Linked DNA regions of Homo sapiens: region 1 is linked to region 2. Evidence: chromatin loops called from intact Hi-C (ENCODE). Cell type or tissue: mammary epithelial cell. All regions are shown on one strand. Each heading gives the region's core, and the rest is flanking DNA. Links, peaks and the distances in the headings are about the cores only.

Region 1 (8,485 bases), core at 3,724-6,223, 110 kb after region 2:
ATCTTCTAGAGAGACCACCAAAAGCTTCTACCCTTCTTTCTAAACAAGCAGAGGTACATTGTATGCAAAAAAGGAGATTCAACCAGAGCTAATATTGAAGTATTGTGTACCTGTACAGCATAATGCCAAGCTTCTATTCTGATTGGCCTGGACCGTACCTCAGTAGTCATTAGCAATTTTGGACATCACCCTGGACACACTACAGGTTACTATCTTAAAAACTTATGACTTATTCAGACCATGCTAAATTCCCAAAATTCTTTGAGAAACTTTGTATTTTCTTGCCTTAATCAGTTGGCAAATTTAATTCTCCCTGGAGGAATAATTGGAGGGAATTATTCTTTCCTTTCAGCACAGAGAGAAAGCCAGCTCAGCAATCCAGTGACACTTGCTGCAGGTTGGATGAATGTCAACACCTCCTCCTCCCTCCACACAAAAAGAACATTAATACATGAAGCCACATTTAACAAAAATCTTGCAAACATTTCAGCAGCAACATTTTTGGAAACCCATTTTAGAATGTTAAAGTGTGTTAAAGATGCTTACACTAATTCTTGTCTCCCCTCCCAGCTTTTTTAAACTGTTAGCCACATAGTACTAATTATCCAGCTGGCATTTTTGCAACAGAAGTTTTCCAAGTTGCCTCCCCAATTTAAAGCTGTCAGGAGAAGTGCTGAAGACTTGCATTTACTCCTACAGCTTGGTGCTCTAATTAAAGCAATAAATACGGTTCCCTTCAAGGGAGAAGTAGGCAGAGAGGAAAGATCTCTTCCGATCCATTAGTCTCACAATGTAGTTTGCAGGATTTAAATTCCAATTTACGTAAGACCATGGAAGAACCTTTACGCAGAGACAGCAGAAGAGGCAGCTACTGGGTAGAGGTGGGAGGGAGGATAGATCCAGTTCCAAGGCAAGAGTAGACAGGAGATGGGATGTCCTCTGAGGGGCAAGGACAGCTGTCTCATGAGTTTTCTTATTGCTCATTAGTTAGAACCAGACTGATATGGTTTAGAATTACAGAAATCTCAGTGATCATTTGGGTCACAATTAGTATATAGAATGAAGCACACAATTTTTTTCATGTGTTTGTTTGATATTTGCTTTATTTTTATTTGAAGAAGAAAAATGATGAGTTAAAGTTCTTGTAACATTATTGCCTGATCTTTTTAAATAATTTTAGACATGGAGAACAGTAGAAAGAAGAAAACACCTTTGTCACCTTAAATCTTCCACCAAGAAATATCCATTATTATTGGGGGACTATCATCTCAAATACCATTTTTATATGCATAGAACAGTAATGGATTCGAAAACTTATTTTAAAAAGATCATGCAGTGATTTTGCATAAAAGCATTTATTTTAACTTGATTTTCATAGAAGGGGGAAAAGTATAATGACCTCATTTATTATTTTCCAAAAATATCCCTCTAAGACTGATGAAAGGCTATGTAGTAGTTGAAATCTATGTGTTTGATATTTTTAGCAAATTTCAGTTTTGACCCTATTACTCTAACAAAGAAAAATCTCACACCTTCTCCTACCTCTTCTAACTGCATTTTTAAATTTTTGAAGTAATTTTATTATGTTTATCATTATCTTTATTATATTTTGTCGCATGACTAATCTGTTCCATAAATATTATTTGCATAATTGGCTTATATTAGTTTTAGATTTAAAAAGATTCAGCACACACCACTAATACTTTTTTTACTATGGCTCCTTCAGTTCTCATTTAATTTTTTTTTTTTTGCTTTATGCTTTTAAAGCAGAACTTGTCAGCAAGTGCATGTATGCATTTGGGATAAGAAGGGTCATTTGGTGCTGAAATGCTTCATGTTTGAGTATATCTAATTGTTGTCTTATACTTGAAATACATACTGGCTCTATTCATTATTTTTAGACACACTCCTAGAACTTCATAGAAAGCTTTCAAAATTGAACACTTCCATGGGAAAGAGAAATGTCAATCTGGTTTCCCTTTTCTGGCTCCTGTAGGCATTTGAGTTTGTGACACCTGACTCTGGTCCAGATCTTTCCTTAGACAAAAAAAAAAAAAAAAAAAAAAAAAAGCCATCTAATTTTAAATACAGATTCTCACTAGAAGTGTATAAAAATACTTAATATTTGCCATTCTGATAAATAAAGAAAATTATATGACTCTACTGCTTTAACATGCATGTCTTTGATCTTCAGGATGGGTTGAATATTTTTTACTAGATTACTTGATAACTAGCTATATTGGTTTTTATAAAACTTAGCAGACGTCCATCTGGTCATTCACACCCAGATCATATATGTACATTAACATAATAATAATGTAACTGGATAAGTTTAATGAATCAACTGTATGGAGGTCAGCATACCATGTCAACCTGATTAGATCATTCTGAACCCAGAAGGGTAATATGATTTTTCCGAATAGCAAAATATATAGAATAATGAAATTTTATAACTAAACTACTGCAGGATATTCTAATAATACAGTGGTTTATAAACATTTTCAGCAGTGAAATCCTTTTTTTTTTTTTTTTGAGACGGAGTCTTGCTCTGTCTCCCAGCTGGAGTGCAATGGTGTGATCTCGCCTCACCACAACCTCTGCCTCCTGGGTTCCAGTGATTCTCCTGCCTTAGCCTCCCAAGTAGCTGGGACTACAGGCACACGCCACCATGCCTGGCTAATTTTTGTATTTTTAGTAGTGTCAGGATGCGAAATTCTTTTTAAAAAAATCTTACACCAAAACCTAGTCAGTAAAACAGATAAGGTAGGTGTGCTGTAAATAAAATGAAATAGGGCAGGGGGAGAATAGAATTCAGCCTGATTTTTCTCTTTCTGACTCTTAGGTAACTCAAAGAACCACAAGACCCTATAACTCTCAATTTGAAGATGGCGTGATAATTTTATACCCTGAACCTGTTCTCTGCTTGGGACACAGAACAAGGATAGATACACCATTCGGAGCCTGTTTTCTGACCACAGGAGAATGAACCAACACATTGAAAACAAACAGATCACCAGAAAATTTCTACTCTTTAAAAAATAGTCAGCATACTTCCAAATAATCCACATCAAAATAGAATTAACAAAAAATAATATAAGGTATTTGAGCTAAATAATGATGAAACTACTGCTATTAGATGATGTGAAGTAAAGCTGAAGCTATTAAGGATAAAATTTATAGGCTTAAAATGAATATATTAGAAAATATGAAAGTATCCAATCTAAAAAAGTTGAAAAAAACCTTACCCTAAGAAAATGAAAAAAAATCCAGAAATCTTGATGTGAACAAATTGATAGAAGACAAATTTATTAATATAAAAATTAAACAATAAAATGGTTCTTAAAACAAAACAGGCTAATAAAATTCATGGACTCAGCTAAAAAAGCTGATCAAAAACAGAGAAGGGGAAAACCCCTTAATATCAGACATTAAAATGAGGTCATCGCCACAGATAGATGTTGCAGATATTACTAGAAAATAAAAGGATATTAACAACTTTATATAAGTAAACTTGAGAGTTTTAGTCAAATTGATACCTTTCTAGAAATCCCCAAAACTGAAATGAGAAGAAATAAATATTAATAATTTCATATATATTAATTAAATTGATCTATAATTTAAATTCTTTCTGCTAAATAATCTCAAGGACTAGAAGGCTTTCACAGTGATTTCTTCCTAACATTTAAGGATGAAACACCACCAATTTCTCACACACTCTGGAAGAGATTAGGGGAGGAAATGTTTAGAGTTGGGGAGGGGAATATTCTCATCTCAAATTATTAGGTCAGCATAGCTTGATATTAAAATATGACAAGGGCATTACAAAAAAGGCAATTTAAATGTCAACAGGCTAATGAACATAGATGTAAAAATTGTTAAATCATTAGTCTAAATATTAACAATTAGAATTCAGTGGTATATAAAAGGATAATATAACCAAATGAGAGTTTATTCCAAGAATGCAAGTCAATCAGGTGTCTATTGAGGCAATAATATTGTGTGACAAACTACCCTTAATCTCAGTTGTTCAAAGACATAACCATTTGTTTCAACTTCAAGTCTGTAAGTGGGTTTTTTAGTTCTCTGGACTTGGCTGGCTTCTTCAAATATCTAAAGACAGCTGAGGGGAGTGTAGATTGGCTTAAAAAAAAGACTGAAGAAACTATTTGGAAGTATCCACTAATGCTGAACACATGCATATCCTATGAACTAGCAATTCTACACCTAAGAAATGCATATATATGCTCTCAAAAAATCTACAATATTGTTCATTCATAGCTGTGTTATTTGTAACAGCTACAACATAAAAATTATCAAAATATCCGTCTAGAGTAGGATTAATACATTATGGCATATTAATAGAAGAGAATTCTATTTAACAATAAAATAGTTGCTCTAAGCAACTGCTATGGTCTAAATGTTTGTGTCTCTGCAAAAGTCATATGTTGTAAACCTAACCTCAGAGGTGATAATATTAGGAAGTGAGGACTTAAAAAGGTGATTAGGACAGGAGGCTTCTACCCTCATAAATGGGATTAGTGCCCTTATAAAAGAAGCCCCAGAGATCTGCCTTCTCCCTTCCACCTTATGTGGATGTAGCTAGGTGTCATCTATGAACCAGAAATGAACCCTCACCAGCCACTGAATCTGCTGGTGCCCTGATATTGGACTCCCCAGCCTCCAGAATTGTGAGCAGTAAATTTCTGTTTCTTATAAGCCATTGAGTTTATGGTATTTTGTTATAGTAGCCCAAAAGGACTAAGACAGCAACAAAATCTATTATTAAACAAACTAAACCAGACACCCCCCAAAAGAAGTATCACATTATTTATATTAAATTTAAAAATATGAAAACCCACTCCATGCATTTAGAAGTCAGGTTAGTGACTCCCCACCCCCACCTGGAAAACTGTGACTGGAAAGAAATGCAAGGAAGACTTGGGACTTACAGTATCCTGTTTCATCTGGGGCCTGGTTATGTGGACATGTTCAATGTGTGAAATTTTGAGTTATGCACTGAAGTGTGCCTTTCTGTGACTATGCTATGCCTCAATTTTTAAAAGGTAATTTTATGATTCAAGATATATAGAAAATATAGAATATGTAAATATAAAATATAGAAAGCATAGAAAAGTCATACAGTGAAGAAAAAAATGCCATTAGGGATTGAATGACAGATCATTGAATGAGGGAAGATACTTTATACACACACACACACACACACACATATAAAAATATATATCATATATTATGTATGTATACTTACATATGTGTATATATATTTCTGGGTGAATATACATATTCATACATACACAAACATGTATAAAATATATACATACCTATGCATGTTTTACACATATACAACATGCCATATGTAATATACATATACATACATAACATGTATATGTTAAATATTTGGGTCTAGAATATACAAAGAAAAGGTAAATACAGACAACCATTACTTCAAATAAACCAAAGACTTGAACAGCCCTTACAAAAGATGAGGAAATTCAAATTCCAAAAAACATAATTTTAAAAGATATTCAGCTTCATTAGTCACCAGAAAAATATGTATTACAAATACCAAGAGCCTATACTACACATAAAGAATGGCTATAATGAAAATTATTGTCAATACCAAAAGACAGCATTGTTGTGGAGCAATAGGACTGTTTAGGCATTGCTGGTAGAAATAGAGATTGGTGTAAAATTTTGAAATAATGTGTAGTACTAGAAATACTGTGTGGTACTGTGCAGACTCTAGGACCAGCAATTCCACTTGTAGCTATATGTCAAACCAAAATGTTCTGTTTGCATATATTCTCCAACATGTATAGGAATGTTCATAGGAAAACTATTTGTATTAGCCAAGAACTGAGAAGAAAAAGTCTATTAATAGTAGAAAAAATAATCTATGGTATATTCTAATAATAAAATAAAGAATTAGGAGAAGGAACAAACTATTGCCTTACAAAAAAACACAGAAACATTTAAGTAGCACCTTATTGAGGAAAATAATATATTTTGCACTATTCTATTTATATGAAGTTCAGAAAACAGACACAACTAAGTAGTAAGTGTAGATAGATGGTGTTCACCTTTGTGGGAAGGTTTGTTGAGAGGGAGCATGATGGGGCCTCTGGGGTGCTGGCTACATAGGTGTGTTCTTCATGCTGTACACCTATGCTGTGTGCAATTTCCTGTGTATAGCTTATGTTTCAAGTTTTTTTAAGTAAATACTTGTGTAGGACAGAAAACCACCATAAGCAAAATTAAAAGACAAGTCATGAACTGAAAGATAATATTAATACATATATGTTAATGTTGTTATATTTATAACATATGTTATAATATGTAACATATAAATATACACGTTTTATATGTTAAAATATGTATATGTTATAAATTTGTTATAATTTAAATATGTTATGTTGACTATTAACATATTACTTATGTTAATGTATGTGTAACAGATAACACATAACATATAAAATATGCTATATATAATATAAATATATTTTAATATTATATGTGTAATATATAACATATAACTATAAATATGTTATATTTATAACATGTTATAAATATGTTATGTAAGTAACATGTTTTATATAAATAAATGACATATGTTACATAAACATATATGTGTTGTATACATAAGTTTATATAGATATATGTTATTTAAAATATAAATTCATATGTTAATATATTATAAACAGATCTATGACATATTAACATAACCAATAATAAAAAGACAACTGTTCTTTTAAAAATGTGATAAATATGTAAACAGTTAATTCGCAGGTGGTAATTGAAGGGACCAAAATCATTAAAACGTATTACACCTCCCCAGTTATCAGGGAAATGTAAATTAATACCAAAATGGGATACCTTTTTATGTTTATCAGATTTGCATCAATCTGACAATGCCAGTAAATGCTGAATGAAGTCGTGGATCAATGAGAAGTTTTGTAAATTCTAGTGTCTTAGCCCAGGCTGCTATAACAAAATACCTTAGACTAGGTGACTTAAACCACAGACATTTATTTCTCACAGTTCTGGAGGCTGGGAAGTCCAAGATGAAGGTGCCAACAGATTCTGTTCTTGGTAAGGGCCCTCTTGCTGGCTTGCAGACAGCTGCCATCACTCTGTGTGCTCACATGACCTCTTTGTGTGCATGCTGACAGAGAGAGCTCTCATTTCACTTCCTCTTCTTATAAGGACACTAATCCCATCATAAAGGCTCCACCCTTGTGATCTAGTCTAAACCTAATTACCTCCCAATGGTCCCATCTCCAGATACTATCATACTAGGGATTGAGGCTTCAACATATGAGTTTGAGGAGGGCACAGATAATCAGCCCATAATGGCTGGTTAGAGAATAAATTAGTACAATCACTTGGAGGAGATCTGCAGAGCTGTTTATTCAACAGTTTCACTCCTAGATGAATTCTCTAGAGAAATACTCAAACCTGGGTAGAAGAAAACATAAAATGATATTAAAAACACTAGGAATGAGTGATTAGAAATGACCAAAATATTCATCAATAGGAGAACATATAAATTAACTATTGTACAGTAAAATCTCTCTAAAATACAATAAATGAGGTTCAAACATTCAGCCAGGTAAAATAAGGATTTTAGTTATGAGATCTTGCAGTTCTTGGGTCTCACTCTCTATGGTTTGGCAGTACCTGGTGAAGTTGTATGACTCAGCTTAAATATCAATGGGAGTGTTTCTTGGCCTTATATTTGGAATAAAATTCCAGGAGAGTGGTTACAGTACCACGACTTTTCCAGTTCATTGTCACCTCCTTTTGTTTGAGGGTTATATTCAATGAAATTATGCTGAAAGGATACTGGAGATAAGAAGACATACTCTTGTCTTATTCTTCAAAGATAAATTCCATTGCACTTGAATTTCACACTTATTCTGAGATTCTAGTATATATTACTTCAACAGAATAGTATATAACACTTAAAATGTATGAACTGGAGCTACAAATGTCAAAATGGAAATATCTCAAAAATATAAAGTTGAGTAAAAAAATAAATTGCAAAACAATATGTAGAGTCTGATCAAATTTGATTTAACTCAAATTCCAAAACTTGTAGAATTATATTGTATTTTTTGATATATACGTAATAAAAGTCAAAAACAATAATGACACACAGCAGCTTCAGGATTGTAGCCTCCTCTGGAAGGCAGGGAGATGAGATCAAGATAGTACATACAGTGATTTTCAATTGTGGTTGTTCCATTTTACCTCTTTTAAAAAACTGGAAGCCAATATGGCAGAATATTAAGGTTTTTTGATTCAGATGGTAAATATATGTGGGTTTGTTATATCATTTCATTTAGTGTGGTTAAAATATTTTGAAATTAAAAACATAGTCAGAAAAAAAATAAATCCATTGCTCTGACCCAATAAGTCCCTTCATCTTATGAAGAAAACTGAGACCCAAGGATGTATAGAGTTTCCC
Region 2 (8,485 bases), core at 3,216-5,715:
AGCATAACCAATTTCAAAAGAAAATCATATCCTGTTTTCTGCTTGTTCCTCACTGAATCTAGAATGGAATCCAAATTTATTTACATAACCTCCATTCCCTTTAAGACCCACACCTGCCTGTATCTGCAACTTATCTCATGACCTTCTTTCCCAGAAACTCCTTTCCAGCTGAACAAAACATCTTTCTGTCCCTCAAACACACCAAGTTTTTTTACTGTCATGGAGCCTCCACACACTGTCCACACACTGTCTCCACACATCCTCCCTGCATTCTGTCCCTGGCTCCTTTTTCCAGACCCCTCTTCCTCAGCACAATTCTCAGACCACCTGTTTTCCCTAGCTTCTCCTTTGAGGTAATGTAACTAGAAACATAATAGATGACACACTGTATCCTATATTTCCTGTCTAAGGAGATACCCCAGTTTTTCTTTTTCAAATTAGTACATATTATAATAGTTACTTATTTACTTGTTAGGCATTGCCTGTTTCCTGTACTAGATAGTGGGTTCTGTGAGAGCAAGACTGCGTCTATTTTATTTACTAATTTATACCTAGGTTCTGCACATACTCAGGTTCTCGTTAATATTTGTCAAAGAATTAACAGTGGAAATAGAAGATGTTTTTTGATGGAAGACAAATCTGGGTTTGACTTCCTGCTCTAATCTTACCGGGGTGATCTTGGATTAAAACCTGAATAAGGTTTTTTCTTTGTTTTTTGACACCATTAAATGTACTTAAAAAAATAGAATTGGATACATGTTTTTAAAAAACCTCTCTGAGCCCTAGCTTTTCAATCTATACAGTGTATGCTGATAATACATAGCTTGCTAGACTGTTGTGCTTGGAGTGTAATATGCACTCAAATGTTTTTGCATTTCCTTCACCTTCTCTTAGATGCAAAAAAAAAAATATGAAGAGAAGGGACTGGGAAGACAAAATGGAAACGAGAAGTCAACAAAGGTCTCCCCTTTATTTTTTTATTTTTATTTTTATTTATTCATTTTTTGAGATGGAATTTCGCTCTTGTTGCCCAGGCTGGAGTGCAATAGTGCGATCTCAGCTCACTGCAACCTCTGCCTCCTGGGTTCAAGCAATTCTCCTTGCCTCAGCCTCCCAAGTAGCTGGGATTACAGGCATGCGCCATCATGCCCCGCTAATTTTTGTATTTTTAGTAGAGACAGGGTTTCTCCATGTTGGTCAGGCTGGTTTTGAACTAGCAATCGCAGGTGATCCGCCCACCTCAGCCTCCCGAAGTGCTGCGATTACAGGCATGAGCCACTGTGCCCGGCCAGGGTCTCCCCTTTAACTGACAAAAAGTCAACTTGGTCCTGGGTGTAATCAATGTATTCTGGGAGAGGAAAATCACTAATCACTAGGATGGACGCATTTCTCAGTGAGTCAAAGTCATGGAATCATTGACTGTACAGAGTTCAGTTCAGGAAAATAAAATAAGAAAAAAATTCATTCTACTTTGGTCAGATCTAGACCACAGTTGAGCCATTGTTTCTGTCTTTTACTATCAGGATTGACGCTGGATGATTGTCTTCATCTTAGAGAACCTGGGTTTCTCCATCTGTAACATGGGAATGATGGGATCTACTTCTAAGGTATCATTATGATTGAATGAGAATAACATTGTAGACTGCTCAGCACAGTGCCTAAAAAACACTTCCAGATATGCAGGAGATGTGAGTTTATTTTCCTGCCCTCTCACAACTGTAATGAATCTTTACAATATTCCACTGCAAGTTGGTGATAAATGCTCTGAAAAGTGATAACAGGCAAACCTAGAATCACAATTTAGAGTAATAATAATAATACTAAAAAATAAAAAATATTCCCTTCTGTTCTCCAACTCTTTTTACTGAAGTATAAATAAAGCCTTTTTCAATTGTTACTTAACTTTCAGCTTCACAAGTTCCTAGTTAATTTCTTTTGCTAACGCAGGTTGTGTGACCATGTACTTTGCTGAACTCAATGAATTTGCCACCACTGCAACTGCTGACGGAAATGACCGAATTTTTGCTTGCATGCTTCAAATTTAGCAAAAGATCATGACACTTAGATATTTCTTCAGGGAGTATTAATTGTAGGGTGAAAGTGACGGCATCCTATTTAGGTTGTCTGGAAAGTCAGAGAAAGATTAGAATTTATAGTTACTATGGTAGCTAATTATACGTTCAAGAATATGCTAGTTGCTGTTTTAAAAAAGGCTTTGATCATAGATGAGACCCTTGTTGGGGGATCAAAGAAAATAAGAAGGTAGAATTTGCCAACTTGAAAAATACCTGGCTACTAAGGCCAAATTTCTCTATGGATAGAAAGTCATCTCCAGTTGTTTTCTTCAGAGTATTAAGGTTTACAAGAAGTTCCTAATAGCGTTGGAATAATATTATAAAATGTTAACCCTTGTGTTTTCACCTTTACTCTCTATTTAACACATGGGTCTCCTTTATTCAAGGAGATGGGCATCATTCATCACATTTATGGCTTTGATCAAAGGTTTGGTCCAGATTATACCAGGACAAGACACTTCTGGCAGAAGATTCCATTAGGGAGAACTAGTTTTCCTACAAACACTCTCATCACTGTAGAAGTCTAGGTGAAGATCTGAGCTCAGGAGGTAAGTCGGGTGGAAGGAGAAGAGAGAGCTGGAGCTGGGTCTGGAGGGCTCTCCATTGTGCCTCTTCTCTGTGGATTGAGTCCTGGGATGGGTCAATGAGGGAAGGGACTTGTGTTTGCTTTCTCACTGGAGCCTGGGAAAATCAGCAAGGTCTGGCAAAACCTACCTAGGCCCCCAAGTCTTGTATGGCTCCAGAATCATGTGAAAAGCGTTTGAAAACTCCCCTGAGAGGGAAGCAAAGGGTAGAAGGAGCCTAGAAGGCCGTAAGGAGACAGTCAGATTGAGAATGGTGCAGTTTATGGCCAAAGAGTGGAGAATATTGCAAGGCTAAACAGATAACAATGACCAGTAATCAGATACTTACCTCCCCATCTCCTATTCCCCATCCTTTCCTGTTTTGAAAGCCTCTTACAATTTAGATCCACCCCAAAAAAGAAGTAAATTCTTATTTAAATGAGGTTAATCCTAAAACGCCTTTAAAAAATTATTGAATAAGACTATCTTTTCTGTCACATAGGGATTAAGTAGGATTCTAGAAGAATAAAGTACCTTGTTTTTTGCATACCTGAATGCATAGCTACTAAAAGTAAAGTTAAATTTCAGGTGGACCACTTATACCTATTCTGAAAAGGAAATAATTTCAAGTCCACAATCTGAAGTTCTAACTTTTGCCATATGTTTGAAAACATGGCGGATCCAGGAAGCCCATTCTCATTCTCATTCTCATTACCTATCCAGAGATATTTCCAAAAAGATGCACTCCTTCATGTCACATTCTATCTGATATATCTGCTGTGGGTACCCATAATTTATAGAATTATAAATTAGGGTGGGTGCAGTGGTTCACTCCTGTAATCCCAGCACATTGGGAGGCTGAGGTGGGCAAACCACCTGAGGTCAGGAGTTTGAGACCAGCCTGGTCAATGTACTGAAATCCCATCTCTACAAAAAATACAAAACTTAGCTGGGTGTGGTGGTGTGCACCTGTAGTCCCAGCTACTCGGGAGGCTAAGGCAGGAGAATCGCTTGAACCCAAGAGACAGAGGTTACAGTGAGCCAAGATCACACCATTGTACTCCAGCCTAGGCAACAGAGCGAGACTCCATCTCAAGGTTAAAAAAAAAAAAAAAAGAGACTTCTTAGTATGCCATCCAATGTTCTCAAAGATCAAACCCTGTCTTTCCTGTCCAATATCACATAAAATTCCTCAGGATAATCTAAATTAACTTCTACAAAGGAAGTGCCCCTTCTTGACGCTGTAGTGTAATTTCACTTTCCTATGTTTTTCCCATTTTTTATTCCTTTACTTTGCATTGTCCCCTGAGGGCAACTCTTTAATATTTAATAGGGTGGGCTTTGGAATCTAACAGATATGGATTCAAGGCTCCAATCTGTGGTTGTCTCACTGACTAGCTAAGCAACTCTAGACAAGTTTCCTCTGATATAAACTTAGGGTAGACTCTAATGTATGAGATGGTTTTGAATTATAAATCAGATTATGAGTAGAAAAAGTTAATGAATGATGCCTACCACCTAGTAATGCTTAAGAAAAGGAGGGGGGCGGCTATTAACACAATTAACAATTCAAAAGAAACCTTTCTTCTCACAATTGTTTATTTACTCAGCTTGCCAGGTAGGCCATATGTTCCCTGGTGGTAAGAACTCCTTCAAAATCTGCACTGTCTGGCATTTACTAGGCATTGAGTAAATGCGAGTGAAATGCATGTTTGTATGGATATTTAAAACCCAGTTTAAACTACATGAATTTTAACATATCTGAGAATCCCGCTCTGATCCCTCAGGCAGAATTAACAGCTCCTTCTTCTGGGAGCTGCTAATGCCACTATATGCCTCTTATTTCAATTTGCTTTCTTACATGTGGATTACATGCTATTTTCCAGTTATTTATATCCCACTTATTTAAACATCTCTCAATAAAATACTGGATACATTCTTGAAATACAACTTCTTCATCTTGTTAGCCAACCACTCTCTCCTTGAACTTAAAACTATCACTGAACTTAAAATCAGAGCCTGGGGCATGATAGGTGCTTACTTAATGCTTGCTAAGTTATGCTGAAAACCTCAAATCATCTTTCCCATTTGTAGTGAGTCAATAGCATCCTGTCTGTACTTGAAGAGCAAGGTAGGGTGGGGACAGGAAGGGGGAAAATTGCTGTGTATGTATTTAGGACACTCTGTCTCCACACCCCAGCACGGCTGAGCAGGGCTATCCTTGACTCCACAGGACAGCTGGACTCAACATGAGAGGAGAGCTTTCACTTTTGATCTTCAAGATAATATTTTTAAATATAAAGCAAAAAGAATTTGAGATAATGTGCATGCTGTCCTTTCAAACATGCCATATGGAATCTGAGGCCCTTGGGTTAAGAATTACAAGATACATTTACTAAATAAAGACAGCCAGGCTCCTGCAGAGCCAACAGGGAAGGACACAAATCATGGAACCACAGTAAAACTTATACTAGAAAAAAAAAAAACAGCAAGAATTAACCCAGGAGTCCCAGCCTCATGCCCTCAGCAGGTCAAATCATACTAACTTCCACTTCCATTTCATTTCCTGCACTATCACTAAATATTAATGGTCCCCAGATCCCTAATGAATCAGGTGTGTAGAAGATAGTATCCCTATTTGAAAAAGTAGCATTCTTATTTGAACCAGCACTTGTGATTTTCAGTACTGACCATTCATGCCTGTACAGGTAGCCAGCTAAGGTAAAGGTTTAGCAAGGTTATTCCAGGTCCTAGTGGAGGATGCTCACCACAGGCTAGCTATGGCGAATTAGGACAATTAAAACACACACACACACACACACACACACACACACACACACACACACACACCCTGTATTCCATTTTGCCTGGGTGGGTCAGTGGGTCTGGGGTTGTAATCATCATCCCAATGAGTCTTCTGTAAGTTCTTTCAGGTTCAGGCTGAATTCAGTTGCTATGTCAATACATTCTCCCCAAACTTTCCACCTACGGTCACCTCCCTGAACACCAAACCTGGTTCTTCTGTACAAATTCTTATCTAGAACTGAGCCACCAAAATGGATTGTTTTATGATATAAAGAAAAGCAATTAGGACAAGACTCTAAGATGTCTGGATAATGAGAACTCTCCTCAAGAATCTGTTTGTAGAGTATAATTCTCAACACTTTTCATAAGGATAATGAAATTGGAAAGCATGCTGGAAGAGAAAACTTCAGGGTCTCACAAATCCCAAGTGCCTAGAAAAGTCTATGATAAAACATACTATGTAGATCATGTGTATGTGTTTGGGAAGAGGCATGGTTAGCTCAGACATATCACCTCGGTTTTACATTTAAGATGGTGTTGAAGTGTCTGATTCTGGGAAGATATGCAACATACAGCCTGGATATATACAAGACTCCATCACTAATCTCAAATCATCTAGCATGAATTTGTGTGAGCTCCCTGTGTATACAAGGTTAGCAAGAACTCCCCTACATTTTATCTATGCCTCAGTTTCCCGACCACTGTAGTTGGGCATACTTTTATTGGATGGCATTGGAAAAGAAAAAAAATAAACTTTTCACTTAAGATTGCATCTCTAGTCCATAAAAATGTTAAGAGAGGAAGTGGAAAGGGGATCAAACTCCCAGGAGGAAGGAGAATGAAGGGGGAGAGAGATACACAAAATCAGCTCATCAATCCTTTTCTCTTATTGATCTTAAGCTTTTCAAAGCTGATAGTTGGTGGATATTATTAAATGTATATATATATATGCTGGGCACGATGGCTCACACCTGTAATCCCAGCACTTCGGGAGGCCAAGGTGGGCAGATCACCTGAGGTCGGGAGTTCAAGACCAGCCTGACCAACATGGAGAAACCCTGTCTCTAACTAAAAACACAAAAAAATTAGCCAGGCCTGGTGGCAGATGCCTGTAATCCCAGCTACTCAGGAGGCTGAGGCAGGAGAATAGCTTGAACCCGGGAGGCAGAGGTTGTGGTGGGCCACGATCGTACCACTGTACTTCAGCCTGGGCAACAAGATTGAAACTCCGTCTCAAAAAAAAGAAAGTATATATATTTAATATATATACACATCCAGAAATTTGTCCATCCATGTAAACACAAGGCTTACTGCTTTGAGAGAGGAGATTAATATAAAAGATATCCAAGAAGGAGCAAGAGACTATTCAGGAGCTAAACATTCCCCAGTAGTCTGACCTGTGCTGCCAGTGTTTAAGTTTATTTTCATTTAGTTTCCCATGCTCTCTAGGTAGCTATGCTCCAACAGGTGATGCCATCACAAGGAGTATGATGCAGTTTTATTTACAACAAATTTGACCCGGGAGGGGAGCAACCAGGATTTTCAGGGTTCAGCTCACTACATACTACTGACCAGGAGCCAGGCCCATGAGGGCAGCCAAAGAGGAAACCCAGTCACTGGACTGGGAGAAAAGCTTTTGATAATAATCACAACGTGGGCCAGGCGCGGTGGCTCACACCTGTAATCCCACCACTTTGGGAGGCCAAGGCGGGCAGATCATGAGGTCAGAAGATCGAGACCATCCTGGCTAACACGGTGAAACCCCATCTCTACTAAAAACACAAAAAATTAGCTGGGTGTGGTGGCGGGCACCTGTAGTCCCAGCTACTCGGGAGGCTGAGGCAGGAGAATGGTGTGAACCCGGAAGGCAGAGCTTGCAATGAGCAGAGATCATGCCACTGCACTCCAGCTGGGCGATAGAGCAAGACTCTGTCTCAATAAATAAATAAATAAATAAATAAATAAATAAATAAATAAATAAACTAAATGCCATAAATTGTAAGAACTTGAATAATCCTTAGATACTGTTGCATGCCTGCCCCCATTTCATTTGTAGTGTGGCCATCATCTCTGTTTGCCTGGAAGTCTCCATGTGCACAAATTGCTCTGGCACAGTTATTAACAGCAATTCCTCTTACTGTAGGAAGTATCCTGGTTTGGATAACAAATTATCTGGTCATCTATGCATTTGGCAAATTGAAATCTGAGGCCCAAAGAAGGAAGACAAATTAGTGGCAGGGGGAACAGAAATAGGAATGGATTATAGGTTGGTTTGCTGTGGCCAAGAACAACAAAAATCAAAACAAACAAACACAACCCAACTGCCACACATTGCATTAATACTACCTATGTCTCTGTCTGCCTCTTTGACTAGATTATAGGGTTGCATCATAGCATCATATTTCTCAATGCCAATCCCGTATCAGGTATTTGATCAATATTTGTTTGACTGTTACATTTATTAACATACTTTCATGTATATTGTCCCATCTAATTTTCCACTGACAATAACATCCATTGTAAGATGGATATTATTAAATAAAGATGAGAAAGCTGAAAATCTGGGATGTTAAACACTGAGAAAGTTAATAGCAAAAACCACTGAAACCCAGGTCTTCAATGTTTCTTTCCATTACATTATGCTTAGTGTTAGAAGGAGTCTAAATGTAGAGGGAATGTTTGCTTAGAGGGATGGAGCCCGGAAGAGCCAAGAAAAATGTGGCAGGAGAGAAACACGGCTGTGGGTCAGAGATTTGATTACTGGACCAGCAAAATTGTTTTTTGGAGCCCTGTAGCTTCTTCCAAGATGGCTGCTTCTTTGAAGAGAGGAAGCACATCATGTGTTGTCGGCAGCGGAGTGGAAGGGGGGTTTGGACGTAGCCAGGATGCCGCAAGGGCAGAGTTTCAAAGTACAGGCTAATGTAGAACTGAATGGACCTACACAGCAGCAAGACTTGGGGCAGGCCGACAAGGGTTTCCCCTCACAAGGGCTTCCATATGGCACATCCAGGGCTCCATTCAAGAAAGTATCAAGCCTGGCAT

What was found. Hi-C counts contacts between places; a loop is a spot of excess contacts. Peaks named below come from ENCODE experiments on the same cell type or tissue, not always from the same donor. Only the 100,000 strongest peaks of a DNase experiment are listed, where the experiment ranks them.
Region 1: it touches region 2 in a loop (2.3-fold over the local background); 1 of 110 quality-filtered maps calls a loop at or near these places.

What each region holds. Positions count from the first base shown.
Region 1 is chr17:55,851,631-55,860,115 of GRCh38, reverse strand. It overlaps a transcript of PCTP not described here. Among named protein-coding and RNA genes, the nearest start is that of PCTP, 100 kb to the right of the region's middle. In mammary epithelial cell, for the core only: no CTCF peak of the experiment used is centred there; no DNase peak of the experiment used is centred there; H3K27me3 peaks cover 178 bases.
Region 2 is chr17:55,966,032-55,974,516 of GRCh38, reverse strand. No RefSeq gene overlaps it. Among named protein-coding and RNA genes, the nearest start is that of ANKFN1, 180 kb to the left of the region's middle. RefSeq lists an enhancer at 3,879-4,570 and a silencer at 4,667-4,851. In mammary epithelial cell, for the core only: no CTCF peak of the experiment used is centred there; a DNase peak (open chromatin) is centred at 4,726; H3K27ac peaks cover 371 bases.